Regions from separate parts of the Mus musculus genome. Here all the other regions are linked to region 3. The links are chromatin loops, found by intact Hi-C in ENCODE. Cell type or tissue: left cerebral cortex. All regions are shown on one strand. Links, peaks and the distances in the headings refer to the core of each region. The heading gives the core; the rest is flanking DNA. Region 1 overlaps Rnf19b (ring finger protein 19B). Region 2 overlaps S100pbp (S100P binding protein). Region 3 holds the start of Azin2 (antizyme inhibitor 2).

Evidence for each region. Peaks named below come from ENCODE experiments on the same cell type or tissue, not always from the same donor. Only the 100,000 strongest peaks of a DNase experiment are listed, where the experiment ranks them.
Region 1: it touches region 3 in a loop (4-fold over the local background); 41 of 42 quality-filtered maps call a loop at or near these places.
Region 2: it touches region 3 in a loop (2.3-fold over the local background); 2 of 42 quality-filtered maps call a loop at or near these places.

Annotation. Positions count from the first base shown.
Region 1 is chr4:129,076,871-129,087,405 of GRCm38, reverse strand. It overlaps Rnf19b (ring finger protein 19B), which reads right to left. Exons shown (of 9, transcript NM_029219.2): 6 at 8,359-8,499; 7 at 6,857-7,064; 8 at 4,528-4,659; 9 at 2,880-3,678. The coding sequence ends at 3,216. Among named protein-coding and RNA genes, the nearest start is that of Tmem54, 23 kb to the left of the region's middle. In left cerebral cortex, for the core only: CTCF peaks have their summits at 1,110 (motif pointing right) and 4,437 (motif pointing right); DNase peaks (open chromatin) are centred at 1,122, 4,464 and 5,657.
Region 2 is chr4:129,175,042-129,185,576 of GRCm38, reverse strand. It overlaps S100pbp (S100P binding protein), which reads left to right. Exons shown (of 7, transcript NM_001379590.1): 2 at 1,860-1,976; 3 at 3,045-3,835; 4 at 5,306-5,388; 5 at 7,245-7,336. The coding sequence starts at 3,047. Among named protein-coding and RNA genes, the nearest start is that of S100pbp, 9.3 kb to the left of the region's middle. In left cerebral cortex, for the core only: a CTCF peak has its summit at 5,808 (motif pointing right); DNase peaks (open chromatin) are centred at 1,039, 1,877 and 5,729; H3K27ac peaks cover 443 bases.
Region 3 is chr4:128,955,684-128,966,218 of GRCm38, reverse strand. It overlaps Azin2 (antizyme inhibitor 2), which reads left to right and starts at 3,764. Exons shown (of 11, transcript NM_172875.4): 1 at 3,764-3,918; 2 at 4,015-4,135; 3 at 4,660-4,856; 4 at 6,262-6,435. The coding sequence starts at 4,752. In left cerebral cortex, for the core only: CTCF peaks have their summits at 8,698 and 8,900; DNase peaks (open chromatin) are centred at 3,684, 4,774, 8,437 and 8,711; H3K4me3 peaks cover 2,277 bases; H3K27ac peaks cover 920 bases.

The sequences.
Region 1 (10,535 bases), core at 845-8,844, 120 kb before region 3:
CATCACCATAGAGATGAGGAGCCACCTAGCTCTAAGAACATGCACCAAGCTGCTGCCTCCGGCTGGAGATGCCCTTGCATACCCCAAAAGCTACTGCTGACCCTGGACCGCTGAGGAGCAATCTGAGGTGTGGCGATTTTGCAGGAGCGTCAGCCAAAGAAGCTAAAGAAAGTCTCCCCGTTGGTCCCTTCTGTCTACACTGCATTCATGCATCTCACTGGCAAGACGAGTTACACACAGAGCCTTGGCTTCAAGGAAGACACGATGCTCGAAGCTTGATGGCCTCTGCAGTATAAGACGGTGTGTTAGGGACACGTTACTCATCCACCAAGCCCAAAGCCTCTTGTCATGTCAAGGGACCAGATGTGCCCTGTGGAAGCTGGCTGCACACACCCACTACACTGGCCCGAGTGCTACTCCTCCTGACCTCTCCTCCCAAGCTGTTCTGAGGCATTGCACAACCTTGCCTTTTAAGCAGCTCTGCTCCCTGACTCGACCCACAGCGTGCCCATCACAGACACGATAGTGTGCTGTATCTTCAGACATGGTTTCTCTGCTCCCTTCTTAGTTTGGGCTTGGGGCTATCTGTCTAAGGCTTGGTCCCTAGCTGGGTTGGTGGTGTTGGAAGGTGGTCAAAACTAAGAAAGAAGGCCCCGCTGGAGGAAATTAGGCCATGAGATACACACCCTTGAGTGGGATATTGTGAGCACATCCCTCTGGGGTTCCCGGCTGCCATGAGCTGAGAAGAGCTTCTCCCACCAGGTAATCCCACTCCACCCCCACCATGATGCTCTGTCTCACTGCAGCCCCAATGGCAATGGAGCCACAGGACCATGGCCCCTTCCTCTTTCCCAGGTGAAATCTCAGGTATTTTGTCACAGTGCTGGAAAGCAAAAACACTGCCACTCAGAAACAGCCCCGTCTGTCACTCGCTCCCAAGAACATACCTCTCCTCATGTAGGTAGCATCCATCTCGTCTCCTCTCACTGGAATGTAAGCCCCATGGAGACAGAAACCGTGTGCTCTCCCTATTGTTACCTTCCATACCTACAGTGTCCTGGGCCTCTCAGTGAAAGGATGCGAATGAGGTAGAGCATTACCCATTTCTTCCTCCAGATGGCACCAACGAGCCTTCTCAGCTGGTTTCACACTAGGGAACGTCAAATAAGCCTGAGACTGAATTCCAGTATCAAGACACCCAGTGTTCTTGACTTTGCTCCTTATTAGAAACATGGCCTTTACCAAAGCATTTTCAGTATAGCATCTTAACCCGTGGCCCCAGAATCAGACTAAGAGGAAACAGACATGGGGGAGTGAGTAGTCCGCCCAGTTCTATAGCATTACCTCATACATTTACCAGATAAAGACTACAGGTTTGGCTGGGTGTGGTGGTGCATGCCTTTAATCCCAGCACTCAGGAGGCAGAGGCAGGTGGATTTCTGAGTTCAAGGCCAGCCTGGTCTACAGAGTGAGTTCCAGGACAGCACAAATCAACAACAACAACAACAAAGACTACAGGTTTGACTCTAGACCACGCATTTTGACGTACTGCCTTTGACTTTATCCAAGTTAAGTGCTTTTTTGATGAGGCTTTAGAAGAATTGCAAATCTCGAGTGGGTTGTTTGCATTTCAGGGGTCTCCAAACTGTCTGCCTTTTCTCCCCAACAGGTTCCTTTAGTCGCACCGGGACATCTCTAGGACACTTTCTTACTGAGACGCCAAGTCCATTAACAGCATTTCCTGTTCCAATATGCAAGGAAATGCAAGGTGGCCTGTGGAGCCTGAGAAGTAAGATCTTCCACAGTGGCTGCTGTCTGGACGCCCCATCCTTTACTGCATAAGGCAGCAGGTAAACCTGTGAATACAAACAGAAAGGCAGCTGGTCCTCAGACAAAGATGCATTCGGCTCTTCCCCTGGGCCCAGTGCTAAGGCGATCGATCAACAAGCTGCCTGATTCTGGTTTAAGGATTGGGCAAAATGGGGGCATAGGAAAGTAACTGACAGTCAGATCTGGAATTCTGACATTGAATCTCTTGCTCTGCAGTTCTTTGTATGAGCTTTCATTCCTAAAGACATTATTTATTATCATTACTATTATTACTTTATGGTACCAGGGACTGAACCCAGGGCCTTGTCCACGTTAGCCAAGCATGCCTCTGCTGAACCACCCCCCGCTCCCCCCAGCCCAAGGACCTTATTCTTGACAGTGCCCAGATTTCTGGTACTAACAGCTCACTCCTGCTAACCGTGTAAGCTCAAGGGAGACTTGGGCGGCACGCCTGCCCGCTGCTTTCCCTGGAGGCCGCATTTCTCAGCCTCTCTCTAACTAGGCTGGCAGGGAGCGTGTACCTGAGAGCACAGCCAACATCTATGCTAGCTATTGCCTGGGATCTTGCAGAAACAGCTCTTGCTCCCATAGGCTTGGCTCCTAGGCTGGGATGCGGCTCAGGGGTAGAGCAGCTACACAGTATGCACAGGGATCTGGGTTTCAGCCCCAGTTGCTTCCTAACTGTAACCCTGCGGGGTCACCAAGCCCTCTCCACAGACTCTGCCCCTAAACACTGACTATAGAGTGTGGTGAGTATGAATCTGGCTCTGACAGGAAAACTGCAGAACTGCCTCTCGAGGGCAAAAAAGGTGCAACTCGGTCTCCTCGCTATTGCAGACTCAGCCTGACTCCAGTCTACAGCAAGCCTGCCTTGGCTTCCTGTATGGGAGGAGAAGCTGCTCTACAAGCGACTCCACTGCAGTTGGAGGGAGTAAAACCCTTCTTCCCTGGGGTTAGAAAACCGCAGGCCTCTCACAGACAGATAGACTACTCTTCCAATAAACACTTGGCTCTGCAGGACTACCCAAGCCAAGGACAGTGACATGAGGTCAGTTATGACAGAATTCTTTATTAAAATGTGTCATCAATAATGTTAGCATACATACAATATACACACATACATATGTACATTCTTTGACACACCTCACAGATTGCCAACATCAGTTTAGCCAATAAATTAAAACTAAAAATGAGAGGATAGGGGGAGGGATACTAGAGGCAAATTTCATTTTTTATCTGGTAAGAAATTGTAAATTTCTCAGAACTTCCCTGGGGGAACCCTGACCAGAGAATCTTTGAAACAAAATACATAAATCCCCACCCTCCCCCGAAAAAGATTCCAAAAGATGCAGTTACAACAAGTGTGCTTCTCAGAACAGGGGCCTTCATTCCACTTCATACTCTTCTGACTTCAAGACAGTCTGGCCCTCAGCTGGAGCAGCGAGGTTCTTGTGGGCACTTGGGCTCGGTGCACCGTGGACTTGGGGGGTGGAGGGGCAGGCTGCAGCATGGGAGCGGGGCGAGCCACACTCATCTGAGGTGATGTCTGGCACGTCATCTGACTGCGTGTCAGAGCTCTCCAGGTCACTGCGGATGCTCTCAGGCTGGGCCAGGCTGATGTCCCAAGCCTTGCTGGCCAGGCAGTCTTTCTGTTCACAGCTTTGGTGTTTGTAAGGGGGATCGTCTTCACTGCCACCGCTGCCACCACCAGCACCATTACCCTCTTCTTCCTTCTCTGCCACCTGAGCATGGACATGGAGCGAGTCCTCTGTGCTGCTGCCACTCACCAACTGATAGTGACTTGGTTTGGCTTCAATGTCCACTTGGATTTCCATATTGTTGCACTCTCTGTGGGAACAAAATTCACTGTGCTGAGAGTCACGCATAGGTTATGTTATATTATACCTGCTCCTAAAATAGTTTCTGGGTTTTGGCTTAAGTAGTTAGAAGAGGTGGGTCCACGTAGACCAGAGCTCACTTCTCACTTTCCCTTTACACACACACACACACACACACACACACACACACACACACACACACACACACGCTTGCTCTCCTTAAAACATCTAAAAAGAGCTTCCAGAGGGACTGGAGAGATGGCTGAGCAGTTAAGAGCACTGGCTGCTCTTTCAGAGGTCTTGAGTTCAATTTCCAGCAACCACATGGTGGCTCACAACCATCTGTAATGGTATCTGATGCCCTCTTCTGGCATGTAGGTATACATATATGCATACTCATTTACAACAATCTAACACACAAATAAATAGCTTCCAGAATTCAACTAAGTACCTCATCCTACCTTACTTTTAATAGAAATGTAAGAGCAAGCTGGCAGCTTGTTACGACTGCATCACAGTCAGAAGCCATTCATTCCTCCTGCAGTGGAACGGAGAGGAGATCTAGACCCAGGCCCTAGCTAACATCAGTCTAGCTCTTTAAACTCCATTTGAATAATTCCACTGTTGCAACAGCTAGACAAAAGAAGGAAAAGGTGGGAAAGAGATGGTGAGGGAAGAAAGGAGGGAGGGAGGAAAGTCAAAGGCTAACAAGATTTAAGAGATGAACACTCCAGCACAATGGATTCAGAAGCACGCCACATCTCCACTAGATGGCACCCAGGGCCCTGAGATGAGGAAGGGAGCGCTGAGGACCTATTACCCAATGAATACAGCTGTCCCGGGCTCTGCCTGCTCATACCTGTCCTGTGGGTTGTAGGAACTGATTATGGAACCGGCCATAGCACGAGTGCTTGCGCTGTCGCTAATTGCACCAAGACTGGCTGTGTCTTTGGGGAAAATTTCCTTTTGGACATCAGCTTGAACTTCTAACCTGTGTAAAGAGGGGATGTGCAAGTTAACAGGAGAAGCAGGGTTCTGACGGTTTGTTTCCTGGAACACACCTCTTCCATTATTCTCTTGAGAACTGTGATAATCTGTTGGATCACCTCCAACTGCCAAACAGTTCAAATACATGCCAGCATAGTTCCTCTCTTACATATCAAGTGAAACTGCCCCCTCCTTTCTGTCCCTTTAACATAAGTCCTTGACTAAAAAAATCAACACCGGGCTTGTGTCCAGCAGCCCCTAAATTCAAGTCAAGCAACTTTCCAGAGCAGTGTCAACGCAGGCCAAGACCCAACCATCCTAAAATCTCTTAACTCTTGGCCCCCTTCCTGCCTACAGACATCTGTGGCCTTCCCGACCTGCTAGCGGCTTGGGTTCCTTTTCTTACCCCAATTCCAGCATCACAACCCCTGAGTTTTCATTCTGTACCTCCATGGCTTTGTGGATGCTATGCCCTGTCTCAAAAGTTTCTCTTTCTCTGCCTGAACAACTTATGCCAGGTCTTTAACAACAAAGGACTACCATTTCCTCTTACTCTCTCTCTTCCAGCACCCGGCAGGCACCTCCAGCTGAGTGCCCAACCCTCTTCTGCACCAACTTCCACACCTCTCTCCACTGCTCTGTGAGGCCCCGGAAGGAAGAGTTCACAACTCATTCCTGCTTTGCCCTTTCTACCTTGGACACAGAGGAAGAACTCAAACACGTAGTAATCAGGTAACCTCCAGGCTGCAGGAATGAAGGGCATATAGGAGCCAACCTCCTCCCTCATCAACAGCACTTTCCTAATAGGGTTTCAAGGCTGGGAACCCCTAACTGCTTCCTTTCTGGCTCAGCACCATTTTGTTCTGCACTTCAGTATTTCTTCATAATGGGTTTCGCAGTCCAGCCCATTTGACTCATTCACTTCCCATAAAGGAACGGCTTTCACTGGATGCAGCAGCTGCCGGCTGCACTGCAGTCTCAGCAAGTCACGCTCCAACTATGTCTGTGGCTCATTCAAGGGGAGCTGGTTTTAAGAGAGCACAGCAGTGAATACTCCAGCATGTGGGGGCAGGGGCCGTTAACAAGGGACACTAGTCAGAAGATGCAGCTAGGTCAGCAGCAGCTCCATCCCGCTGCCTGTGTCTCTGCCCCACACTAGGAAATGAGGGCAACTGGGGGGTGCTCTCAGGCCTGTGTTCCAGCTTCAGCTCTGCCACACACTCAGTGGTCAAAGCCTTTCTCAGAACCTACCAGGTCACCTCCTTGGTGGCTGCCAGAGGCTGGTTCATGCCAGCGGCTACACTAGAATCATCTGGGGAGTCTTCTCTAAACATAGACCACCCTCAGGTCCCATCCCAGGACAGCCTAAGTTATTAATTCTGGAAATATGCTCCTAGAGTCTATTTTAAGAGGTTCCCAGGCGAATGAAGGACACCAAGGTGAAGATCTAGTCCACTCGCCATCTGCCACTGCATCTTCTTTGCAGCCAAATCGCCATCTGCTCTCGCCCTAACCGCCCAGGTCCTCTGTGAGGCAGTGTCCTCTCTGGGGCCTTCCTACAGCCTCCTCCATGTTCTCCATAGCACATGAAATCAGTGGAGGCTGCTGCCTGTCAGTCACGGAGTACTAATCCTTTCCTAGCAGGATCCCTCCAGGTACCTGAGACAATGCTCTGTCTCCCTCACCTCCTGCTCTGCTGTGCTCCACGAGGCCACTCTTCCCCACTGAACTCAACTAACTGCTTCTCCTCTAACGCCAGCTGTATATGTAAATATGAATAACTATGGCATTACGGTAGGGCACATCAGCAAAATGCAAGTACATCAGTTATTTTTATTGACAAGGCTTTCTGTACTCTTAACACAAATTCACAGAACTGATTTTCCTACTCTATCCAGTGGGAATAAGAGGGTCATGAAGAGTACAGTACCAGAGTCAACGTGACACAGCATAAAACCAACGACAAGCCTAACAGAGCGCCTGCCTTCTGCTCTTCTTGCTTCCTAGAGCAGGCAGCAGAATGAAGCAGCAAGACCTAAAGTCAACATTATTCTTTAAGTGGAAGTCACTATGATGCAAAGAATTTGTGAACTTTGAAAAATAAAATACCACTGATGCTTAAAGTGGTATAGAGATGTGGCTCGGTGTGTCCTCTCTTACAAATAATTCCAATGCCTGCTACAGACCACCTCTCTACTTACCGGCTGTACTTTCCCTTGCCGCTGGAGAGAATACCACCACTCAGTGTGCCCCCTGAGAGGGCAGCGAAGCTGGCTGTCTCGCTGTATGGTCCCTGCATGACACTGAGTCCATCTGTAGGGCTTCCGCTGGTACTCAGCACACTAGTCAGGCCCTCAATGCTGCTTTCTCCGATGCTGGGGTTCTTGAGGGCTCGCCAGGCATCTGCCACTATGGGTAGAACCAGACACCCCCATTTGAAACAACATACAAAGAGTCTGGAAGGCATTTTCCTGAAGAGACTCTTCAGAGTGGAGGATTTTCATGCTGAAAAGTACTACAAATTCACTTAACAAGCAGCGACCGTGTGAGACAACAGAACCAGACTGCTAACATCTGCACTTAAGCCTCTCAGTAACTTAGTGATTAGGAGCCCTGATTTCAAATGAGGAAATAAGAATTTGAAATTAAATGACTACTCAGGATCAAATAAGTCACACCACATTTTAACTGCAAGCCCACTATTATTTCTGTATAAGTCTACAGCATCTATTTTGTTTTGTTTTGTTGTTTTCCGAGACAGGGTTTCTCTGTATATTCGTGGTTGTCCTGGAACTCACTCTGTAGACCAGGCTGGCCTCGAACTCAGAAATCCGCCTGCCTCTGCCTCCCAAGTGCTGGGATTAAAGGTGTGAGCCACCACTGCCTGGTTACAGCAGCTATTTTTATCTACCTTAGTAGATTAAAAAAAAAAAATTGAGACAGGGTCTCTCATTCTATAGTCTAGGCTGTCTTGAATTTAGTACTTAGCCCACTCTGGCCTTGGATATCAGTGCTAGGATTAAAGATGTGAGCAATTATGCCTCACTCGTATTTCTCTTTTTACTTTGAGTCAGGGTCTCCCTGTGGCCCAGACTGGCTTTGAACACATGACCTCCTCTGCCTCACCATCCCCAATGCTAGGATTATAGGGAAGTGCTCTCAAACCCCTTTACTTAACATCTGATTAGCTCGCGTGCAGCTTCTGCCGCAAAGCATCAAAAACACCCGTGTTGCAAGTAGGTGAAGACAGTGTTCAAGTAGGAGTCACAAGATTTGCTCTCATCTCAGGTCTGCAGAAGCCCTTGCTACTAAAATACAAGCTAAAGCAGTTCCCGCTGAGATGGGGATGATAGCCCCGGCCTCCCTCTTCAGAGAGCTGTTGTAAGAAGCAAGCAGGATAAAGTATAAAGTCCTCCGAAACTGACGGAGTGCGGCACAGACGCGGAGCTTTCTGACCACCCCGCTAGCACACTCCAGTTACTTGAAGCCCTATTGCCTCATACCTGCCATACACAGGCAAGTACCAGAGGAATTAACCTAATAATTCTGGAACCAAGAAATGAAAGGCTAAAAATACTTTACCCCCCACAAAGCTCATTATCCAAAGAAATCCAGTGATAACCTCTGTAAATATGTGCTCAATTCTACTGACTTTTATCTTTTGTTCTATAGATTCAAATGGAAATAAAAGTCCTTCCTTTACCTGTGATTGGACCATCATCTTCATCAAACTCAATTTTTACCCCCTTTCCATTGGCTGTGCTAACTCCACAGCCACCTCCACGGCAAAGAGAAATGGGCACAACCCCATAAACATATGCCAGCATAATGGGGACACCAATACCTGGGGAAAGAGATGGAAACATGTCATCAGGTCAACAGGCAATTGTCCTGGTTCTCCCTCCCAGATTGAGCACAAGCAAGCCACTAGGGCCAAAGACAAACATGGCCATCTGAAGAGGCTATCTGGTATAACACAGGAGCAGACAGTCACAAAAGTCTGGATGTCTTGGCTTCAGTCCTTTGGCTGTCTGTTCATAGAACCTTTCCAGTGATAAAGAAAATATACATGTAGAATCCAATGCATCCAACATATGTTGATTTTATACTACTCCCTTCATTGTTGAAGTGCTAAACTGAGAATTAATCAAGAATCAAAGACTGAAGGCTGGAGAGATCACTCAGTGGTTAAAAGCACTGGCCCAGGTTTGATTCCCAGCACCCATGGCAGCTCACAATTGTCTGACTCCGGTACCAGGGGATTCAATGACATCCTGTCCTCCAGGGCACCAGGTATACAAGTGTGTGCAGCTATACATACAGATAAAACATACACATAAAAATAGACACTGGGCGAATGGCTGTAGGGATTGTGATTTGAGGGTTCCTCAGACTCAATTCTCCAATCACACTGCTGTATGTGCAGAGTAGCTCAGTTGTTACATGTTAAGAAGGAAGACTGTCTTGATTTGGGGCTGGAAAGGTCAATCAGCAGTCAGTTAGGAGCACTGGTTGCTCTTCTAGAGAGAGGACTTGGGATCAATTCCCATCACCTACATGGCAGCTCACAACTGTTTTGTTACTCCAGTTCCAGGGGATCTGATACCTTCAAACAGACACATGCAATCAGACAAACAATGCACATAAAGATAAATTGAAAAACAAGCAAGCAAGCAAGAAGTCTGCCTGGATTCATGTCCCAGTGACTTGACCTTAGCTCCATCCACATAGACTGTACCTTTATATTTCTAATTATGCTGACTTTGTGGCACTTGTGAAGTCTTAATAGATTACATATGAGACACCCAGAACCACTGCTGACAAATGATAAAACTCATGAAATGTTGGTTTCCAATTAATCTTTCCTTTCTTACTTTTGTGTTTGAGATAGGATTTCTTTCATGTAGCTCAGTTTGGTTTTGACATGCTGAGGGTGGCTTTGAACTCCTGATCATCCTGTTTCACCTCCTGAATGCTAGGATTACAGGAGGGCATCACCACGCTAGGCTAAATTTGTCTAAAATAAATTCTCATACCTCCCAAGATACTGTGAGGCATTAATAGAAAATAAGTGTTTGTGTGTGTGAATTCTTTAACAAATAAATAGAAGAGGGGGCTGGAGAGATGGCTCAGAAGTTAAGAGCACTGACTGCTCTTCCAGAGGTCCTGAGTTCAATTCCCAGCAACCACATGGAGGCACACAACCATCTGTAATGGGATCTGATGCCCTCTCCTGGTGTGTCTGAAGACAGCTACAGTGTACTCAAATGAATAAGTAAATTTAAAAAAAAAAAAAAAAAAAAAAAAAAGAGCTGGGCGTGGTGGCACACTCCTTTAATCCCAGCACTTGGGAGGCAGAGGCAGGCGGATTTCTGAGTTTGAGGCCAGCCTCGTCTACAGAGTGAGTTCCAGGACATCCAGGGCTACACAGGGAAACCCTGTCACGAAAAAAACCAAAACTAACTAACTAACTAACTAAATAAATAAAAGAAAAGGAGGAAAAGTAAAAGTCTAGTGTTTAATTTTCATTAATTAGTGCAACCTTTTCTGTGTGATAGACTGAGTTGTAGGCCCTTGTCTGAGACACATCCTGATAATGCAGTGTAGCTGAAAAACCATCATAGTTAACAGTGTCTACGAAGATGAATCTCCAGGCTGGGGAAATGGCTCAGTTGGTAAACTGCTTACCTTGCAGGCATGAGGACACGATTTTAATGCCATGCAAAGACAACAGACAACAGGAGTGCTGGCGCACAGTTATAATCTGGAGCTGGAAAGGCAGACACAGGTGGGTCCAATCGTCTCAGCCTCCAGGCTAGCCACTCTCGCCCATTTGGCAGGATCCTGGTCTGTAAGAGACCCTGTCCTATCTTAAAAGCT
Region 2 (10,535 bases), core at 824-8,823, 220 kb before region 3:
GAGAGGGCTAAGTGGTGGCCATGGGAGTTAAGTTATGTTACTTACAAGCTTTTTGTTTGTTTGTTTGTTTGAGACAAGGTTTCTCTCTATAGCCCTGGCTGTCCTGGAACTCTCTGTGTAGACCAGGCTGTCCTGGAACTCTCTGTGTAGACCAGGCTGTCCTGGAACTCTCAGAGAGTCACATGACTTTGCCTCCTGAGTGCTACTGAGTGCTGAATACTGCTGTGCCAGGCTTGTTTCAATTAAAAAGAATTTTTGAAAAAATTATCTTGAAATTCAGGAACTAAAGTTGCAAAGAGAATGGGTTGTATGAGTTAAAATGTCTTTGTCTCTTTGTGTATATGAACGTGATATTGTTTTTGATGCTTTTGCCACTTGGGACATTATGAGAGGAGCTCATTGTGTGTCTCTGGATGATGGATGACATCTGTGAGACCTAGGGCAGCTTCTGGGGCATTTTAGGGTAGGTTAAATTATTTTTTCAAGTAATAAAAACTTATCTTTAGTATTTATATACTCCATAGTATATTAGCAAGCATACTAAATTTAGAAGGCCTAGAAGTTACTGCTGTCAAAAAACAACAACAACAAAAACAAAACGATACAGGGTATGTTTTGAGACTGTATAGCTTTGTCTGGCTCATTCTGCAGATCAGCTGACCTAGAACTCAGAATAAGGTGTGGTATGGGGGCTGGTAAAGTAAAGGGGATTTTAGTTAAAGAAGCTTTAAACAGCAGAGGCAGGTGGGTCTCTGAGTTCCAGGCCAGGTCTACAAATCAAGTCCAGGATAGTCAGGGCTACACAAAGAAACCCTGTCTCGAAAAGCCAAAAAGGGCTGGGCGGAAGCTGTTGGCTCACGTGTTTAATCCCAGCATTTAGGAGGCAGAGACAGGCAGGAAGATCTCTGAGTTCCAAGCCAGCCTGATCTACAGATCAAGTTCCAGGACAGCCAGGGATACACAGAGAAACCTTGTCTCAAAAAAAACAAAGAAACAGGCTATAAAAGAAGCCAAGTGAAGAGGTACATTCCTGTAATCCTAGCACTTGGGAGGTGGAGGAGGAACAGGAGTTCCATTCCACTACATCGGGATTTGGATGCCAGCCTGAACTGTATGAGACTCTACCTCAAAAAACAAGCACTTGCCTAGCATTAGCAAAGCGCTTCACTGGGTGATCCCCAGTAACACATAAAGTAGATATAGTGGTGTGTGCCAATAATCCCAGCCCACTATGTATGCTAAGCAAACACTACTCAGCCACATCCCTAACCACCACACTAAGTTTTAATTATACAAGTAAACATTCATGTAGAAAAAGAGTTGAATGATGTTGACACTTGACTCTACAATTGATAATAAGCAACAATTTTTGTATTTATATCTCTGCTGACTTTTTCTTTGTATTTTATATATAATGAAAATGAGGAAGCGGCTTGATTGGTTTTTGGAGTGGTTATCATTTTTAGTTTGGTTAAAATCTTTGACATGGTCTCCTCCTCCAACCCTTTTCTATTTTACAAGGAACAAGTCCAAATGGCTAAGTGGCTTAAATGGTTAGTACTAGTTAGTGACAGAGCCAGATCTTAGGTCTTAGGACTCCTAGTCCTTATTTACCCAACAGCAGTCATAAGAAAGTGCCGGTTGTTGGAGGAACTAAGCCAGTTCTTAGTTGCATAATTTTTTCCTCTAAAGATTTTTCTTTGGTGTTCTTCACTGAAAATAATCCAACTTGCTGGTATTTTTAAAAAATCAAGATCAAAATTAATAGATGGAACACCTTGAAGCATAATGCAGTTGACTTTGTAATTACCGGGGTTGAGAGTGATGAGAAGATCCTTTAATTTTCCTTGTGCCTGCAGGAAGGTGGGAGTCAATCACTTTGACAAGTCTCCTGGAAGGAACAGCCAGCGGGAGTTGAAACCTTTTTCCATTTGGTCTCGTGGCAAAGGCAGAGATTGCTCCAGCAGCTCCACACAGTATGCAAGACATCTTTTATAATTTTTGTTTTTTGAAATGGGGTCTCACTGTATAGCTTTGGCTTACCTGTAACATTCTCTTGCTTTTACCTCCTGAGTGCTGGGATTAAAGGCATGTACCACCTATACTCAACAACATTTATCTATCTACTTTCCTCTCATGATTTTTTTTAAATTTTATTTTCATTTAAAAAATGTATGTGTGTGTGTGTGTGTGTGTGTGTGTGTGTGTGTATGTATGTATGTATGTATGAGTGTATGAGTGTATGTATGTTTCAGTTGGTTCACAAGCCTGGAATCCCAGCTTCTGTGGAGACTGAGGCAGGAGGATTGCAAATTCAAGGCCTGGTTGTGCTACAGAGCAAGTTAGATCTAGTCTGGGCATCTGAGTAAAACTCTATCTAAAATTAAAAAGTAAGAAGTAGCCTGGGGATGTGAGAGGGCTTGCATAGCATGCATGAGGCTCCAGGTGCAGTCGTGAGAACTGGAGAGCGAAGCATCATTTCTAAAACATTTCACAAAACATATATTCTGCTTGACTATTATAGACACTCTGTGGTAGTACATATAAATCTACTTTAATGTACTTTTAAGTAGTTGAAAAATGTTTTTGACATGAACATGATTTTATTGAACATTTCTCTTAGAGGTGGACATTTAGGTTGCCTCTAATATTTAACTGTTTCGAATAATACTGATTTAAACATCCCTGTGTTTCTGTGTGCATTTGAGGTAGGTAATTCAGTCTGATAAACTTGCAGAAGTGAGGATTAGTAAATCAGATGATGTTGCCAAGTTACTCTCCACAAAATCACTTGAACTTATGCTTTACTGGGAGTAAGTGCTTGTCTCTACAGCCTCACCAACCCAAATCAGAAATATCTTATTTAAACATTTATTTTCATAATGCTAGTAAGATTAAATATCTTAATTATTTCTCAAGTTACAAGTGACTGTGCAAGCAACAGCATTTGAGATCCTAGGATGCCTCCTGTATACACATAGTAGATTGGAGTTGGTTTAAGATATTTCTTGTTCTTCAGCACAAACTTCCTCATATTTTTCCAGATATGACGTGTTCACTCTTGCCCTCTGAACAGTCTTCTGGTGCCTCTTTTCTGCCTAAAAGCAATGCCTCATTTCCTTGGGGTTCCTTGGATGAAGATGAGTTGGATGACTCCTTGTTGGAGTTTTCTGATGGAGAAGAAGATGATGGCCATTTCAGTTTCACAGAGGAAGAGATTGAGATGCTCTTGAAGGACGATGATGGTGGGCATAATGAGTATAGACCAAGAAAGAGTCAAATTCTACCTGATATTCCTCAAGAAAATTCTTTGTACAGCTTGGGACCAGCAGCTGAAACCCCTGGCTTCCTAAAACTACCTCAACTAAGTACATCAGTTGGTCATGGACCTACTCCTAGTAAATCATTAAACAGACACTTTGTACTTGAAAAGAATCTTATAAAAGTAACTGTTGTCGCACCATTTAATCCAACAGTTTGTGATCCTGTGCTTGATAAAGACAAGATCGATTCCTCCAAAGAAACGGAAAATCCTGCCTCCCTTCGGGAACAGACGAGAGAAGATGACCCTCAACCTAATGAGAGTAAACGTTGCACTGAGCCTGAAGGGGTCAGTCCCAATACCTCTGCTTGGGATGGGCCCCTGCTTTCTTCTCCTTCAAACAATAACATCGAACAAACTGCCTCTGATAAAAATATACCTGAAAGTAAGAAACCTACCCCTGTGTTCTCTCAGATCTCCAACCATTCAGAGGTCCCCAACAGGAAAAACAGTGGCTCACATAAATCAGGTTGTGAAGTGAGAATTCCAGTTGTGTCCAGTTCATCAAACAGAGTAAGTACATTTTTTCAAGACATAGTAGAAAGGAAGTTATTTTCATTCAGAAAGAATTCCTATGTACTTAACTTCCATATATAAAATGCATAAAACTGGTTGGAGAGATGGCTCAGTGGTTAAGAGCACTGACTGCTCTTCCAGAGGTCCTGAATTCAATTCCCAGCAACCCCATGGCGGCTTACAACCATCTGTAATGGGATCCAGTGTGTCTAAACACAGCTACAGTGTACTCATATACATAAAATAAATAAATAAATCTCTTTTAAAAAGTAAACATATAAAAACCCCCTGTGGCCATCATATATTCCACAATGATAATTTTGTTTGCGGTTAGCAGAATTTGTGTTCAAATGAATTAGGGTTTGAATCCTGATTGACACCATTACTTTCGTTTTTCAACCTTTGATGCTTCTTCAAACTTCTTTTTCTTTTATCTTTTGATTTGTGGTTTGTTTTTTTTTTTCTTTCTTTCCTAGATAGAGTTTTTCTGTTTAGTCCCTGCTGTCCTGGAACTCACTCTGTAGACCAGGCTGGCCTCAAACTCAGAGAAACTTACCTCTGCCTCCTGAGTGCTGGTATTAAAGTGTCACCACCACACCCAGCAAACTTCTTTCTTTTTTTGATAATAAGGATTAAGCCTAGTGTATTGTACATGCTAATCATATACTGTACTGCTAAGCTGTACCCATCCACCTGATAATCTTTACTATAAATTGAGTAAATGTTACTGTATGTTACAGCAAGAATTAATGAAATATGTGTATAAAAATAGTGTCTGGTCCATGGCTGGCCTGGAATTCAGTCTGTAAGTCTGACTGGCCTAGATCTTTCAGCAGTCATGCCTCTGCTTCCTAAGTGCGGGGATTACAAACACGACTCACCATATCTAGCTCAGGCTTTTAAATTTTTCTATTAAATTGGTTTCTTTTAAATGCTAGAGATCCAAACCAGGGCCTCACACACATTAGGGGAGTGAGCTGTATCTCTAGACTCTATTTAGCTTCTGACTTTGATTCTCAATCTCCTAAATGAATATTGTATAAAATAATCTCATCTTCAGAAAAATTTTTTCCTTGTTTAAAGATTATAATTGTTATTTTAAATGCTACTATAGTGCGTTATACATAGTATTTAAAGATAATCATTTATTAAAAAGGAATATTTTCCCTAGGCAGTGTGGCGCATCCTTCTAGTCCCAGTATTTGGAAGGTAGAGGCAGGGGGATCTCTTTGCATTTGAGGCCAGCCTGGTCTACAGAGCGAGTTCTAGGATAGACAAGGCTATACACAGAAACCCTGTCTCAACTCCCCCCACCCCCCAAAATTTTATATTCTCATAGAGAGCTTTAATAGTTGAATGATAACAGCTGTAAATTATAAAAATATAACTAGTAATTCTCTGTCCTATTCCTGCCTTCTGCTCTGGAAAACAACAACAACAATCACAACAACAACAACAACAAATCAGCATGCCTTTGACAAGGATTCTGGGGAGGCGAAAGGTGAGAGAAGACTAGGCAAAGTCATTCCTGTTCTACAAACTAGAACCAGGTAATGTCCTGTGGAGCCGTCTGGTCCTTCCCTTCCTTCCCTGTACTATGTTGGGGTAGGGTATGAAATCCTGCAGGAGGACTAAGCAAACTTGAAAGTCTGAGTTGACCTGTTTGTGTTATCTCAAGCAAATCATTCTCTCCCTTGAGTTCTGGTGTCAGGAAAAATGAAGATAACAGTGCCTTCTCTACAGCCTCAAAAGGTTATTTGAAAGACATACAAGTAAAATACTGTATAAACACAAAACTTCCATGTATGAGGAGGCCTGATCACATACTTGATAGGAAGTAAGAATTTTAACAAAGAAAAGTCTAAAATTGTTTAGATAATTATTTAGTTTTCTCTCTTCTTGTACTACTGGGGACAAATACTAGTTAGGGTTGCAGTTTGAGGCCATCTTTTTAGTTTACTTTCTTGTTGCCAGGAGATGGCAGTATCTATACATGGGCATTTTAGTAGCGTGTACTAGAAAAGCTACTTTATATGTTGAATCAGATTGATTTAATTACAATAAAGTTAAAAAAAAGACTTCTATTATACACTTAAGGTATATTTTTACTTAAACATTTTTAAAAAATGACAAGGTTATTAACTAAATTTTAGTTTTGTGGGTTCTGTTTTATTTCTTTTTCTACATAATTGAGGAAAGCTTTGTCAATTTTTTCCTTTTTTTGATAGTTTTATTTTTTATTTATTTTTTTTTTAATTTATTTATTATATGTAAGTACATTGTAGCTGTCTTCAGACACTCCAGAAGAGGGAGTCAGATCTCTTTTTTTTTTTTTTTTAAAGATAGTTTTTTTGTTTGTTTGTTTGTTTGTTTAAGATTTATTTATTTTTATTATATATAAGTACACTGTAGCTGTCTTCAGACACTCCAGAAGAGGGAGTCAGATCTCATTACGGATGGTTGTGAGCCACCATGTGGTTGCTGGGATTTGAACTTCGGACCTTCGGAAGAGCAGTCGGGTGCTCTTACCCACTGAGCCATCTCACCAGCCCCCGAGTCAGATCTCTTTACGGATGGTTGTGAGCCACCATGTGGTTGCTGGGATTTGAACTCTGAACCTTCAGAAGAGCAGTCGGGTGCTCTTACCCACTGAGCCATCTCACCAGCCCTTATTTTTGTTTTACATGTATGGGTATTTTACCTATATTTATATTTGTGTGCCATGTGTCCACAGAAGCCAGAAGAGGGAGTCAGGTCCTCTGGGGCTGGAATTGCAGTTGTGAGCTGCTATGTGGTAATGGTTCTGTAGAAGAGCAACCAGCACTGTTAACTGCTGATCTCTCTCTCCAGCCTCACTTTGAATTCCTTAGAGTGAAATTACACCAAAACCCACAAATCAGGCTGTTTGGAACACTAATAAATGACAATGTTAATATTTTCATCCACTGACTTTCCATACAGAACTATCATTATGAGCAAGGACTAAGAAATTGTTCTTGCCAAGGTCATGCATGACTGTCCTAAATTGCTAGATTTAGCTGGGAGGTCGTCCCCCCCCCCCCCCCCCCCCAGTTTTCAGCTTAATCACCTTTTTCTGTGTGGCTCAACCAAGTTCGCTAAACTTGAATTATTCAACAAATGTTTTCTCTCTTTAGGAGCGACTTCATTTTTACCTTCTGCTATTCTTTGTTAGTAGAGGTTTTATTCTTTTTCTTCCTTTACTTCTAAACTCTATACTTGATTTCAGTTTTGTACTGTAATTGACATTATCTTTTCTCTCACTGATCTTAAAAGAGAATTTGCCTCTGAAAGTAGGATGTTTTGCCTGTTTTGAATATGTGACTTTTCTACAAAGCACTATAGTCATGGTTCTAATGGGTGTTTTTCCTGGTTTGCTTTATTCAAGGATGTTTTCACAATCAGAGCTAGAAAAACAGAAGGACATTTATCTCAGCAAAGTCATTGCTCATATAGAAGATCCAGGGGACTCTAACCAAGGTAACATGGCAACCAAAGAATGGCTTATAAAACATGGGTTTAGGCATTTTCTTTCCATGATAATGAGCTTAAACTGGGATGTTTTGAATTTTCTTAAACTGATGAAGAAGAAAACTTCCTTATCCAAAGATTTATTTCGAAGGGTTCTTTAAGCAGATAATTATGCAAAATGGTTTGGACAACATACATTAGAGAAAGGGTTCGGGCTAGTGACTCTCTCCCCTGTAGTTGAGGGTTGTGAACTGAGCTGGGGATGATGATGTTGTTGTTGTTTTGACTGTTATGTAGTAGAAGTGGATGAAGTGAAGTTCCTTACTAATCACTGTTTCCGGTCTTTTAAAATGTGGCTTTTTTCCTGTTGCCTTTTGCTTTTAAATATAAAAAGCAAGCATTTCAAACTTTACCCTGCATCTTGGCTTCTCACTACAAGCTCTTGAAAGCCTAAACTATGTTCTAGATCCTTCAAACGTATCTTCCTGTACTTCAGAGAAGCTATTGCAAGCCGAAGTGGAGATTATACTGTTTTCTTCAGTTTGAACCAGTGGCTGATGGGAAATTTCTAAAGAGAAAAGAGCAGAATTAATGACATGGAATGTTGGGAGGTTTTATACTGATAAAAGATTTTCTTCCCATAGAGGGCATGCTGTATTCTGTTTAGTTTAGTTTCTGTCCTTATTCAGCAAACTTTGTAGAGTACTTTTAGAAGTGTTAAGTTTGAAAATTAGCAACTGGAGACATAAGCAGTGGTTCTTGGCCTGCAGTGGGAATTCATGGTCTAGAGAAGATCATTATACTAAAATGTCGATTAGTTTTCTAAGGAAACACTTAGATTAATGAGGAAAGAACTCTTCAGTGTGTATGTGAGAAGAGTAGCGATAATTGAGAAAGATGTCCTAGAAGGTCCGTAGAACAGGTCCTGAGTGTAGGTACTTGGGGCTGTTCTAAGGAAGGGTGTGGGGAAGTTGTTCTGCACTGAAGCCTCCTTTCTCTTGAAAAGCCCTGGGTTAGTAGTTTCTAACTTTAAAGGTCTAGAATGCTAATACCAATCTGAAATTAAAAAAAAATAAGTTGCTTTAGTTTTTGCTCGAGATTTTATTAAACAATCAGATATCACTGGTGTTCATTTCTTAGCCCCCTGCTTGTGAGGAGGTCTGTTTGTTTGAACTATTAGGTCTGCTGGAAGTAAACATGTTTTCCCACCCATATCATTGGAGGGTGGACTACTTATTTATTTTTAGTTTTTCGAAACAGGGTTTCTCTGTGTAGACTTGGCTGTCCTGGAACTCACTTTGTAGACCAGGCTGGCCTCGAACTTAGAAATCCACCTGCCTCTGCCTCCCGAGTGCTGGGATTAAAGGCGTGCACCACCGCTGCCCAGCTCAGAGGGCAGACTTTAAGCTCATTGTTCATCTTCAAGCTTATTTAAAAAAAAAAAAAAAAAAAGCCTGGATGTTTTGTTTCTCCCTCTGAGGTGGCTTCTTTTATGTCCTGGGAGGTGTGCTGGTATCTAGTTATATTTTTCTTTTTCATTTGAGGTGTTCAAAGAAAATTTCTCATGCAAAGCAAGGCACAGTTGTTCTCTTTTTTCCATCTTTTCCATTTGCTTTCTTATTCAGCAATTCCTTTCCCAAAATTACTACAATTTATAATCTATTTTCAAGGAATAGCTAGAAATACAATAGGAAAGCAATAGACTTTATTGGTTGAAAAAAATAAAGTTTAGACTTAACTTCTAACTTATTTTTTGTTATAATTTCTTTGTACACATGTTTGCATGTACGTAGGCATGTGCAGCCACAGTGCATGTGTGGAGGACAACCTGTAGGAATAAATTTTCTCCTTCCACCATGTGGGTCACAATTATTGAACTCAGGTCATTAGGCGTGCAAGTACCTTTACCTGCTGAGCCATCCCATTGGTACAACTTCTGGGCTATATTCTGGCACCACTGGTGACTAGGTGGGACCTTGAGCCACTGGAAACTTGTTTACAACGTGAGAATAATGAAGTTTAGTTTGTATGAAACATAATTATATATTTAAATACACATATAATGTATAGGACAGTGTTCAGCTCAAGCTAATACAATTTTAGCTAATAGAATTTATTAAATACCAGTATTGACAAGAAAGTTTGGGGCTGGGGTTATGGCTTAGGGGGTAAGAACACTTACTGCTTTTATAGAGCCTGGGATTCCCAGAACCCAAATGACGATTTACAAACTAATTTGTGGAAAAACAAAACAAATTCCAGTTCCAGGGAATCTGATCTCCCCTTCTGGCCACTGCCTGGACTAGACTTGCATTTAGTCCACATACATATGTTTAGGTAGACACTCATAAAGTAAAAGAAAGTGTTTTCTTTTCATAGTGAAATATTTTTGCTAAGGTTTTTTTAGAGACAGGGTCTTCTTTGTAGTCCTAGTTGTTCTGGAAACGCTATGTAACCAGGCTGCCCTCAATCTTAGAAATCTTCCTGCTTCTGTCTCCCAAGTGCTGGGATTAAAGGTATGTGCCACCGGGCCTGGCTCATTATAGAATTTTTAGGTAAAATTGTGTAATATAATTTTTTTTTGTTGTTTTTTTTTCCTTTAAGACAGAGTTTCTCTGTAGCCCTGGCTGTCCTGGAACTCACTCTGTAGACCAGGCTGGCCTCAAACTCAGAGATCTGCCTGCCTCTGCCTCCCAAGTGCTGGGATTAAAGGCATGCACTACCACTGCCCAGCTGTGTGATATGTTTTAAGCCTCAAAAAATGACATAAAACAAAAATCTTAAAAAATAAAATGAAATAGCTTTGACAAAAATGTTGATAAATGAAACTGAATGATGAATACATAGGCATATAGTATGGTTTTGTTTGTTTTTTACTTTTGCATACATTTTAAACATTCTATAATGAGATTTTTTTAAATTAAAGATTTGTTTATTTATTATATGTAAGTACACTGTAGCTGTCTTCAGACACACCAGAAGAGGGCATCAGATCTCATTATAGATGGTTGTGAGCCACCATGTGGTTGCTGGGATTTGAACTCAGGACCTCTGGAAGAGCAGTCGGTGCCCTTAACTGCTGAGCCATCTCTCCAGACCCCCTATAATGTGATTTTAAAAAATTGACTTACAGGAAATTCTTTTTGACATCTATTAATATTTCTTGCCTAGTTATTCTAAAGATTTCTTATATTTCTGGCATTTTTGT
Region 3 (10,535 bases), core at 1,396-9,395:
CCTTCCTTTCTTTCTTTCTTTCCTCCTTCCTTCCTTCTCTCTCTCTCTCTCTCTTTCTTTTTTTTTGAGACAGGCTTTCTCTGTGTAGCCCTGGCCATCCTGGAACTTGCTCCCGAGTGCTGGGAATAAAGGCCTGTCTCACCACTGCCCGGAAAAATATTTCCTTTTGAGTGATGCTGGGGAGTGAATCCAGGGCCTCTCCTATTTGCCAGAGCCATTTCTCCCAACCCAGTCACTAGGCTCCACCCTTACCTGCTGTGTTATTCTAGGCAAATTACTGAACTCCTCTGAGCTTCAGATACCTCTACAAAATGGGAACAACTGCAGCTCTCAGGATGTAAGAGATCAAATTGACTCAATGACATAATATTTACTTAATAGAGAAAAAGAGAAAGGCAGACTAATTGTACCTAGTCCAGGGTGTAGATTTTTCCTTCTCATAACTAATCCTTTACAGATTACAGATGGATAGACTAGATTCTGATTTGTTCATTCACAGAGATGCTAAATGTTACCTACTATGTGCCTATTAATCCCAGGAGGACTTAAGACCACGGTACCCAAAATGCAGTCAGCTCAACGAACACTTAAAATGTAGAACCAGTATACAAAATTGCCAAATAACAAGTTAATTTTAAAGCTGGGAGTGGTGTTGGAAGCCTGTTTTGCCAGAAGTTCAAAGTCACCCTTGGCTACATGTCTAGTTTGAGGTTAGTTTGAGCCACTTGAAACCCTGTTGTAAACAAATAAACAAACGATAACGACAACAACATAAGATACTCCAACCCCCCCCCCCCAAAGTCAAACCAAATAATCAAAAGCCACAACAGCAAAAAGCAGTAGAAGTCAGGTATAGGAACTGACATCTGTAACAGGAAGCGGAAAGGCTGAGGGATTGCTATGGGTTTAGGACTAGCCTCAAATACGTAGTGAGTTCTAGTCCAGCCTGAGCTACTAGTGAGATCCCATTTCAGAAACAAAACATAGAGCCAACAATGTTTGAGTGTGTTTCCTCTCCTCTAAGCCTAATCTTTTGAGGCTTCTCCCATGGCTTCCAAGGCCCACCCCTTTCAGATGTTTGATCTCAGAACCTTGCTCCTTGAGAGAGAGGAAGAGGATTCATGGACAGGAACTGTGAGTCTCATGCTGTAAATGGCTGCTAGCTCTCAAAGCAGGAACCCGCTAGTGACGCGTGTACAGTGGATACCCCTGTGCACAGGAAGCACAGAGCTTCCAAGCAGAAGGACCTAGACCTCAAGAAAGCAGTGTGAACCCAATTGGTTCACAGGGGTAATGGAGGCCAGGCAGCCTGCTCAGTTGTCACGGGTGGCTCAGGAAAGGTGAGAATCAGAAAATGGCTTTCTCCGACTCCGTGGTCCCACATGGCCTCAGTTGTGAACTTTATTTTGATTAGGTTGTAAAATACGTCTTGGGGAGATACTGAGGTTGGACAGGATGTGCCTTTGTCTTCAGAAAGACTACAGCCCAGCGGGTGTATGGATGTTCACAGCTGATCAAGCTCTCAGCTCCACTAGTCTGAATGAAACTCTGCTTTCATTGTAAACCAAGCTTTCCCATCCACATGACTATTCAATTACCTTTTCCTGCCCCAGAACCGTATTGTTTTCAGGACTACAACCTAATAGAATGTTTTGTGATATCTGGGGGAGGAAGTCCTTTTCTCTCCCCTTTTTGGTGATGGAGATGTGAACCGGGCCCCATACACGTTAAGGCTTTACGAAATGACTTGCTTTTCTCTAAGAACATCTTGGCTGTTCTTCAGGAGATGTTACAGATGGGTTAGTGGCTTTGTTTTGTTTCTTTCTTTCTTAAGACAAGGTCCCCTGTAGCCCAGGCTGGCTCTGAACTCCCCTTGTAGCCAAGGATGACCTTACACTTCCAAGCCTCCTGTCTCCACTCTTACTCCTGAATGCTGTGATTATAGACAATACCAACATATCCTGTTTAGTTGGTGCATGCCAGGATGCTCTCTGTTAACTGAGCTACATTCTCACCCCCAGACATACTTCAAGCAATAATTAAAAGGCAGTTTAATTAAGTGAGACTCTATAGATTTCTACCAAATAAAACTTGGGATATTCTTGGCAAGTCAGTAGCATTTATGAGGTACTTATTATATGCCAAGGGCTCTCCTTTCCTTCTTTATTTTTTAAAAGATTTATGTGTATGAATGTTTCACTTGCATGCATATGTGTACCACATTTGTGCCTGGTGATCAGGGGAGTCAGATGAGGGTGTGGAATTAGGTGGAGTTCCCACGTGGGTTCTAGGAATTGAACCTGGTCCTTCGAAAGAGCAACAAGTGCTCTTAACCTCTGAGCCATCTCTCCAACCCTACCAAGGGTTTTCTTAAAATTTGTAATTTTTTTTCTTGTTTTTTTGAGACAGGATTTCTCTGTGTAGCTCTGGTAGTAGATCTCTGTGTAGAATAGGCTGGCTTCGAACTAAGAGATTTGCTGGGATTAAAGCTATGGGCCACCATGCCTGGCTTAAAACTTGTAAACTCTTTTTTTTTTTTTTTTTTTTTTTCCGAGACAGGGTTTCTCTGTATAGCCCTGGCTGTCCTGGAACTCACTTTGTAGACAAGGCTGACCTCGAACTCAGAAATCCGCCTGCCTCTGCCTCCCAAGTGCTGGGATTAAAGGCGTGCGCCACCACATCCGGCTAAAACTTGCAAACTCTTAACGTAGTATACATAACAGGTACAACAGGGCATTAATCATATGTGTATAACTCAAGGAGCGCGCGCGCGCACACACACACACACACACACACACACACACACACACACCTGTAACCATTACCAAGCACCGGAAAGGTTCCATTCTGTCTCTTCCCAGTCAGCAGCCACATGCGCAGAGACAAGCAGCATTCGGACTTCTACCCGGAGAACTCTTGAATTAGCTTCTGAGCAACACCCTGCGCATGCTAAGCACTCCAAGGAGCCCGGCTCTCAGTCCCTGCCCTTGGAGTGCACAAAGCTGAGATGTTTTATCAGGCAAAAAAAAAAAAAAGGAAAGCAGGTGCGGGTATCTCAGCAACTGATATTAAGGCTCAAGGGAAGGAGGGGAGGGGTCAGACAGAGACAAGGACTGTGAGTCCCATTGCGTTTCGGGGCCAGGGATGGTCCGATAGAGGAAGATATTACACTGGACTCTGATGGATGAACAGGGATTTGTGTATAGAAGAGGAGACATGCTTTGAGTCGAAGCCACATTTCACCAGAGTCTTGTGGATTCTGAGAATGAAGGCATCACCCCGAGCTCGTGAAGCCACAAAAATTCTATTTGAATACATTTTAGCTGGCATTTGAGTTGGGAGTTTAAAATGCCTAGAAGAGGCGATTAAGTAAAAGGTCATATTACAAAATAAGACAGGAGAGGTTTGGGCTCCAAGGGCGGAGCCAGAACTTCACCAGGGGAGGAGCAGGGGGCCATCGACTTCAGCCAGGGACAGAAAAGTTTTCCGGAGTCACTTTTTGAGACGCAGGACGCAGGATCTGCGGCTCAGACCACGTAGACGCCTAGGATTCGAAGGATTTCCCCGCGTGGACCTCCGCGGACATCAGTCAGCCAGCTTGCTTAGCTGCGCAGCTTTGCGGAGCAGCCTCGCAGGGCTGAATGCTTTATGTCCGAATCGACCAATGGGCTGGCGGCACCCGGTTGCCCTGGCTACGGAGCAGGCAGGGGCGGGGCCAGGGCACCGGGGCGGGGCTAGGGCGGGGCTTATATAAGCGAGCGGCGGGCGCAAGGCGGGGCGTGGGGTCGGTGGCTGCTGGGCGCGCGGGGCGCAGGCCGCGGGGCCGGAGCCGGGGGGAGCGAGCGAGCGGAGGCGCCGAGGATCCGATTCACTCGCTGGGGAGACCTATGGGCCGAAGCCGTGTAAATGCGTTTTAAGGCGAGTGCAGGAGATGGCTGGGGGGGAGCCTCGGGGAGCGGGCGTCCTCGGCTTTGGGCGCTGACCCTTCCCCCGGCCCCCCTTGCCTCCTCTCAGCAGGGGCCTCGGCTCCGCAATTGCCACTCCTCCTCGGGGTGTTGCACAAGTTTCGAGGTCACCGGCGACCCCCCCTAGCAGCGCGCCTGGCTCTGGCCCCCGCGAAGGAGGACGGGGCTTGGTAAGGAGGCCTGGGGTTGGGGTGCGGGACCCCCGCCCTGCACTTGAGAGAGCCGTCCCGCGGACAGAACCCACCCGTGGCTCATAGAGCATTCTTAGTGTGTCAGGACCAACCTTTTATAAATGGGGAAACTGACCCAAGGTCATGAAGCAGAGAGCCGACTCGAACTCAAGCTCACGGGTTTTGTTTTTTTTTTTTTTGGCCCTTTAGGTAGGTGTAGTCTGGACTGGAGAAATCCTTCAATTGGAAGGAGACTTCCCCAACTAGGTTTCTCAGATCTGTCCCCACATTTTTTTTCTTCCAATTTCAAATTTCAGAACTGGAAAAGAACTCCAAACCAATCCCATTTAACAGATGGGGGTAATTGAGGCTCTAGCAGACATAACTTCACCATTCCCAGCGAACCTCGGCTTCTCAGGCTTGGGCAAGGGCACAGAACATGACTGGGCAGGGACCGTAGGCCTGGGGAGGTGAGGGATGCAGCCTGTTCCCCAGCGGTTTCCTCCATCTCCCTCTCCCCACAGTGTGTTGCATACTTTCTAAGGCGGTGGCCAAGGCAGCCAGCGGTGCTCCAAGGCAGCGGTTTCCTCCAGCCCCTGGGCTCCTCCTGCTCAGCATGGCTGGCTATCTGAGTGAATCGGACTTTGTGATGGTGGAGGAGGGCTTCAGCACCCGGGATCTGCTGGAGGAGCTCACTCTGGGGGCCTCCCAGGCCACCTCGGTGAGGGGATGGAAATGGGTGTGGGTTGGTTGCCTGTCCTCTTCTCTGTAGGAGACCTCCCATTCTCTCGGTATTGGTATTTGTTTACTTGATATTTACTAGATTGTCCCCTTTATCTCCAATTCTTGGTCCTTGCCCCCACATCTGCCCTCCCTGTGTTTCCTGACTTGAGAAAAGAACAGTATCTCCACCTTCACGGTCTCCCCAGCACTCCAGGTGGGAACTTCGGAGTACCTGCCTTTTGCGCTCTCCCCTTCTACACTCAGGCATACCCAGCTCCAGGAACTTCACGGGAGAACCTCCCTTGTGGTTGGTCCTCTTCTCTCCGAAGCCCCCAGGACCTTCTCCTGTTTCTCCCACCTGCTGCAAGTCTCCGGAACAGAATCCCACAACAGCTCCCCACTGCCCCAGGACCCCCAGCCGCACTTCCGGCTTCATGCTCAGGCTTGCGCTCTGCTCAGTTAGAGCAGAGTCGCTGTGTATGTGAGGTGCTGTTTCACTGGGCCTTTGCTGGGCTTGTCTTCAGGGTTCCCTCCCTCTACGGTTGCCTTTTTCCTGATTTGCTTCTGGCTGGCTCTGTATTCTCTGCCTCCAGGGCCACTCACTTATTCTGTAGAGTCCCATATAGCATTTATTAAAGGGACTTGTAACTACTTAAGGGCGGTTTCTCTCCAGATCCAAGCCCTTTCAAGGTCTTTGGCCTCTGCCTCAATTATTATGTTGGACAACACCGAATGGGTATCCATTAAAAAAAAAAAAAAGAAGTTGCAGGAAGAGGAAAATGAGTCCCAGGAAGGGTTTACCACAGCCTCAACCATGTCTGTGAGGATCAGGCATGGCTTGCAAGTGGGAAGAGCACTTGCATGACATTGGCAGTGGGCTGTACGCCACGGTATCTGCCTTTTGTGGAGCAGATAGCTGTATATATAGGTCTGCTGCTTTAAAAGGACATGCAGAATGCAGCCAGAGCATTAAATGTTATGGGTTAAAACCTATTTTGCATAACACATATATTTTATATATAACTATGTATAACCATACATATATATGTGTATGTATGTATATATGTATTTATAAGTGTGGGGGTAGCATTTAGGGTGAATGACAGGAAATTGAGAACCTGCCAGACCTGGCAGGGGGCATGGTGGGAACACAGGAGGCTTGGGATGGGAAAGAGTAGACAGTCTGTATAGTTGGCATTAGCTGGACTGAGAGGAGGGACTGACTAGAGCTGGTCACACACAGCCTTAAGTGTCAGCCCTAGATTGCCTTCCGTCCTGGAGGACATGGGAGCCTCAGAAAGCTACAGCAGGGTGCTGGTGTCCGGTCTCCGGAAGGACTGTGGACAGCCAGCAGGCACAGGGAGGGAGCTGGGTCTCACATCCGTTCGCCTCTTGCTGTGCAGGGCAAGGTGGCTGCCTTCTTCGTGGCCGACCTGGGTGCTGTAGTGAGGAAGCACTTCTGCTTTCTGAAGCACCTGCCTCGAGTCCGGCCTTTTTATGCTGTCGGGTGCAACAGCAGCCTGGGCGTGCTGAAGGTTCTAGCCGAACTGGGGCTGGGCTTCAGCTGTGCCAACAAGGTGAGCCCCCCGTCCCTACCGCACGCGTAGCCTCGATGCTTGCCAAATGTGGCCCTTCTGGTGTTGGGGACTCCAGGGAACAGGAGGGACCTGTACTTGACCACGACCTTCTGGGAAGGACACCTACTCAAGAGAAGAGGAGGCTCCAGGGAGGAAGACATGGGTGGAACTTGTCAACTCTGAAGTTCCAAATGGGATCCTGAGAAGTCTCTGGGCATATGGGCCACCCTTTGAATGGGTTTGGACTTATCCTTCTGTTTTATTATTATAATTTTTTTCTTTAAGCTAGGGATTCATTGTGGTCCAGGCTGACTTTAAAGTCACTATGTAGCTGATGCTGGCCTTGAACTCCTGGTTCTCCTAACTTCCATCCTCTCAAGTGCCGGGATGTATCATCATACCAGGCTATTTTTTTTCTTCTTTTTAAAGAAATACTCATATTTTAATTTTTCTACTTAGAAAAGAATTAAACTTAATAGCAGTTTTAAAATGCCTTGGCTTAGAGCAGTAGGTACCAATCTTGTAATTACAAAACAAAACAAAACAAAACAAAACCACTCCTATGTGGCTGGGGTTTTTTCCCTTTGTAAGCTTAACATGTGGCCGTGTTTTTCAGACTAATCTGCTCAGAGTTTTGCTGTTGCTGCCAAAGGCCGTCTTCCTAATTTGATTTCGGCTTTTAATTCCCTCCTGGTGGCTTTCCGTTGGCTCTGTTTATGTGTAGTCTGTAGTCCTGAGCTACGGTGGGGTGGTGGCTGACTGGGTGGGGCTTGCAGCGTGGCACTGAGCAAGAAAGAGCCTGCTCATTCATTGAGTTTCATCCATTCTGCTTTTGCTGGGTTAAGAGCCTTCTCGCTTATGTCTGTCTCATTCATTCACTCAGCAAAATGCTCTCCCAGCTGGGAATTTAGCTGTAAGTAAGCGATACAAAGCCCCCTTTTCATGGTGCTTTCTAGAAAACTCAACAATGAGCATGTGTGCTGTTGTAGGTGGGAAGTAGTGAAGTTGGGTGAGGAAGTTTGTTTTGAAGCAGCGTCGGTCCCTGCCGACTGTAGGCTAGTCTAGAACTCGCTGTTTCCCACAGCCTGGCTTGGCGCTCTCAGTTCTGTCTCCTCCTCTCTAAATGCTGGGATTCCAGGAGGAGTCACATCACCACACGCGGCTGGACTGCACTTTTAGATAGCCATCCGAGGAAGTCTCCTCTGAGATTTTGAATTCACATTTGACTGAGGTAGGAGACTGAGCCAGGTGGAGGATGAGTGGAAGAACTTTCCAGGCAGAGGTCAGGGCCAGTGCGGAGCGCCGAGGAGGAAATAAGCCTGCTGGGCATGCCTTGTGATGTCAGCACCGTCATGTTCTCGGTGACTACGAATGGCTGTTCTGAGGAGATCAGCATCGTGATGGGCTGATGTAAACAGAGTCCTTGAAAGAATTCTTGGAGGAGAAAGGACAGCTAGGCTGGCCAAGCCTACGGGGCTAGAGTGAATCCACGTATGGGAGGCGAGCAGGCAGGTTAACCTTGACTTGAAGGTTAACTGTTGTTCACTCATTGTGGTTCCGGAGTCTCCTCTTGGTCTTTTTTGCTGGCCTTGTTCTGCATATGTCTACCATGAAGCCCAGTGAGGCAGAAGGTTTTGCTTTGCCTGTGGCCTTCCATGGCGCTGCAAGTTCCTTACAGAGGCAGGAAGAGACGGGATCCTTTGGTTCCTCTGAACTAGGGCTGAAAAATAAGGCAAAAGCGTACCAACTAGATCCCTCAGCTTCTGGAAACTCAGGAGTGAAGTGCTGGGTCCTCTAGTTTCAGGGAGTGGACGCCAAAGGGCAGAGTTGTGGCAAATAGAGTCTTAGAAAAGCTTGCAAGACAGGAGAAAGGGGGTGTGTTGAATGTATCTGCCATTGACTGAGAGTTCCTGCTGGGTCAGGCTCTTTGCCAGGAGTTTTCTGCAAATGATCTCACTCTCGAAACAGCGCTGCGAGGTTATTCCTTTACTGTGAAGTCATTCTCTTACCCGGATTCTGACAACAGTCTCTAGAATATAGACACATTTGGTCTATAAGGAAGTGAGTCACAGAGGTTCAGCTGCCTGCCCCGGAGTCGTGCCCTGGAAGATGCCAGCTTGAGTCTGGCTTGCCTTTTCCAAGATTTTTGGAGAGGGTTGGCTGTCAGTGTGGCTGGTGAGACGTTCTCTTCCGCAGTGGTGGCTCACACAGATTGCTTGATGTGTTTTACTTGAGTGGTGTGGCCTCTGGCACTTATAACCCAAGCACCAATACCCTGTTCCACCTCACTAGCCACCCCTTCTAGGTGTTTTAAGGGTGGAGGCTGCCCTCTTCTGGTGAGTCACAGTTGGTGACCAGGCTTGATGGTGTCATACCTTTCTGCACTTAGACCAAAGGTTTGGCATGAACAATGGCTGGATGTAGACAGGCAATCAGGCCAGAGGCACAGGCTGCAACTCCTTCGGTGCTCTGAGCCTCCTCCTACTTCCCAAGGGACTCCTGTCTTTGATCTTGCCTCCCAGCCTCTTTCCGGATTAATGTACCCCACCCCCACCCCAGCCTACTCCCTTGCTCCCCCCTGTGGCTGAACCCTGCAGAGCTGTCTGGTTTGGATACGCCTCAGAATTTCTTCTAACAGGGATCAGAGAGGATGCAGTGACTATTATAATTTTTTATTTAGGTAGGATCTTATGCAACTGAGGCAAGCCCGAACTCTTGGTCCTCTTAATTCACTTTCTGAGTGCTGGGATGACAGTCATAAATATACCACCTCATCCAACTGCTTTGCTTCTCTATTTATTTATTTATTTATTTACTTATTTAAATTTTAGATAGAGTCTAACTACAAAGCCCAGGCTGGCCTCAAACCTGTAGCAGTGCTGAGATTATAGGCATGAACACTGCTCCTAGATTCTGGTCAACGCCTTATTTTAGATATGGCCATGTAAGCCCAGCATGGTGGCACATTCTTGTCATTCTTACCTCAACACAATCAAAAATAATAGCAAATCACAACATCTCCACAACCTGCGAATGTCCAAGTGGTACATTGATTTATCCACTCACAGAGAACATGAGGTGCTGGTTGTTTGCCTGGGTTGCAGATCTGCGTTCCGAGCTTGGCAGATAGTGTTTGGGAACACGCAAGCAGTTGACTGGAAACACAGTAAGCATCTTGTGATCAGGAGACTGCCGTGGTGTAGCCTGTTCCCAGTCACTGTAGCGCAGCAGGCTAAAAAGCTTGGAAGCTTTCTGTGTGGAAGTGTATGGATCTAGTCAGGGGAACTCTTTTCTTCTTCATCTTTCAACAGTATTCAACCCAGAAAATACTGTTGCATTAAATAAGATGCAACAGTAATATAACTTCCCTGGAGAGAGAGAGAGAGAGAGAGAGAGAGAGAGAGAGAGAGAGAGAGAGAGAGAACGCACAATTGAGAGATTGAGATTCTCTGGGCCTGCCTTCACCCTCCGAGAACACTTGATCTATCCTGTGCATATTTTTCTCGCTCTATGGTCTACACAGTTTCTGGGTGCTGGTGCCTCCGATACCTTGGAATGGTGCAGCCCTCTGGACTCAAGCTCTCCCACCGCCTTAAACGCTATCTGTTCCCTGCCTCCCTTGCTTGAATGGTCACCTCACACCTGTCCACTTGTTTGGTGCACAGTCTCATATCCTCACCCCCACCTCCACATCCATCATGCCACCCTCCCTCCAGAGCACCTCCTCTGTCCTTTCTAGTGTGGCTTTACCATTTCTCTCAGGCGATTGTAAGAGGCATGGACCAGTCTCCCCAGAATCCCATGAAACCTTTCCTCGGGTAGCCAGAATAAGTGCTCAGACCTTTCACTTAAAATGCAAGACTGACTCATTCCCTCCCTCCTGCCTTTCCTCCCTCCCTCCCACAGGGTCTGCAATAGTCCAGGCTGGCCTTGAACTCCCAATCCTGCCTCATCCTCCATGTGCTGGTATTGCAGGTATACATAGTCACATCTGGCTGTGTGTCTGTCCGTTGAACTCCCGAAGCTGATGTTTCATCACACAGGATAACGTGTAAACGCACACACTGCTTCCTGGCTCCTAGGTGGCTGGCTCTGCCCAC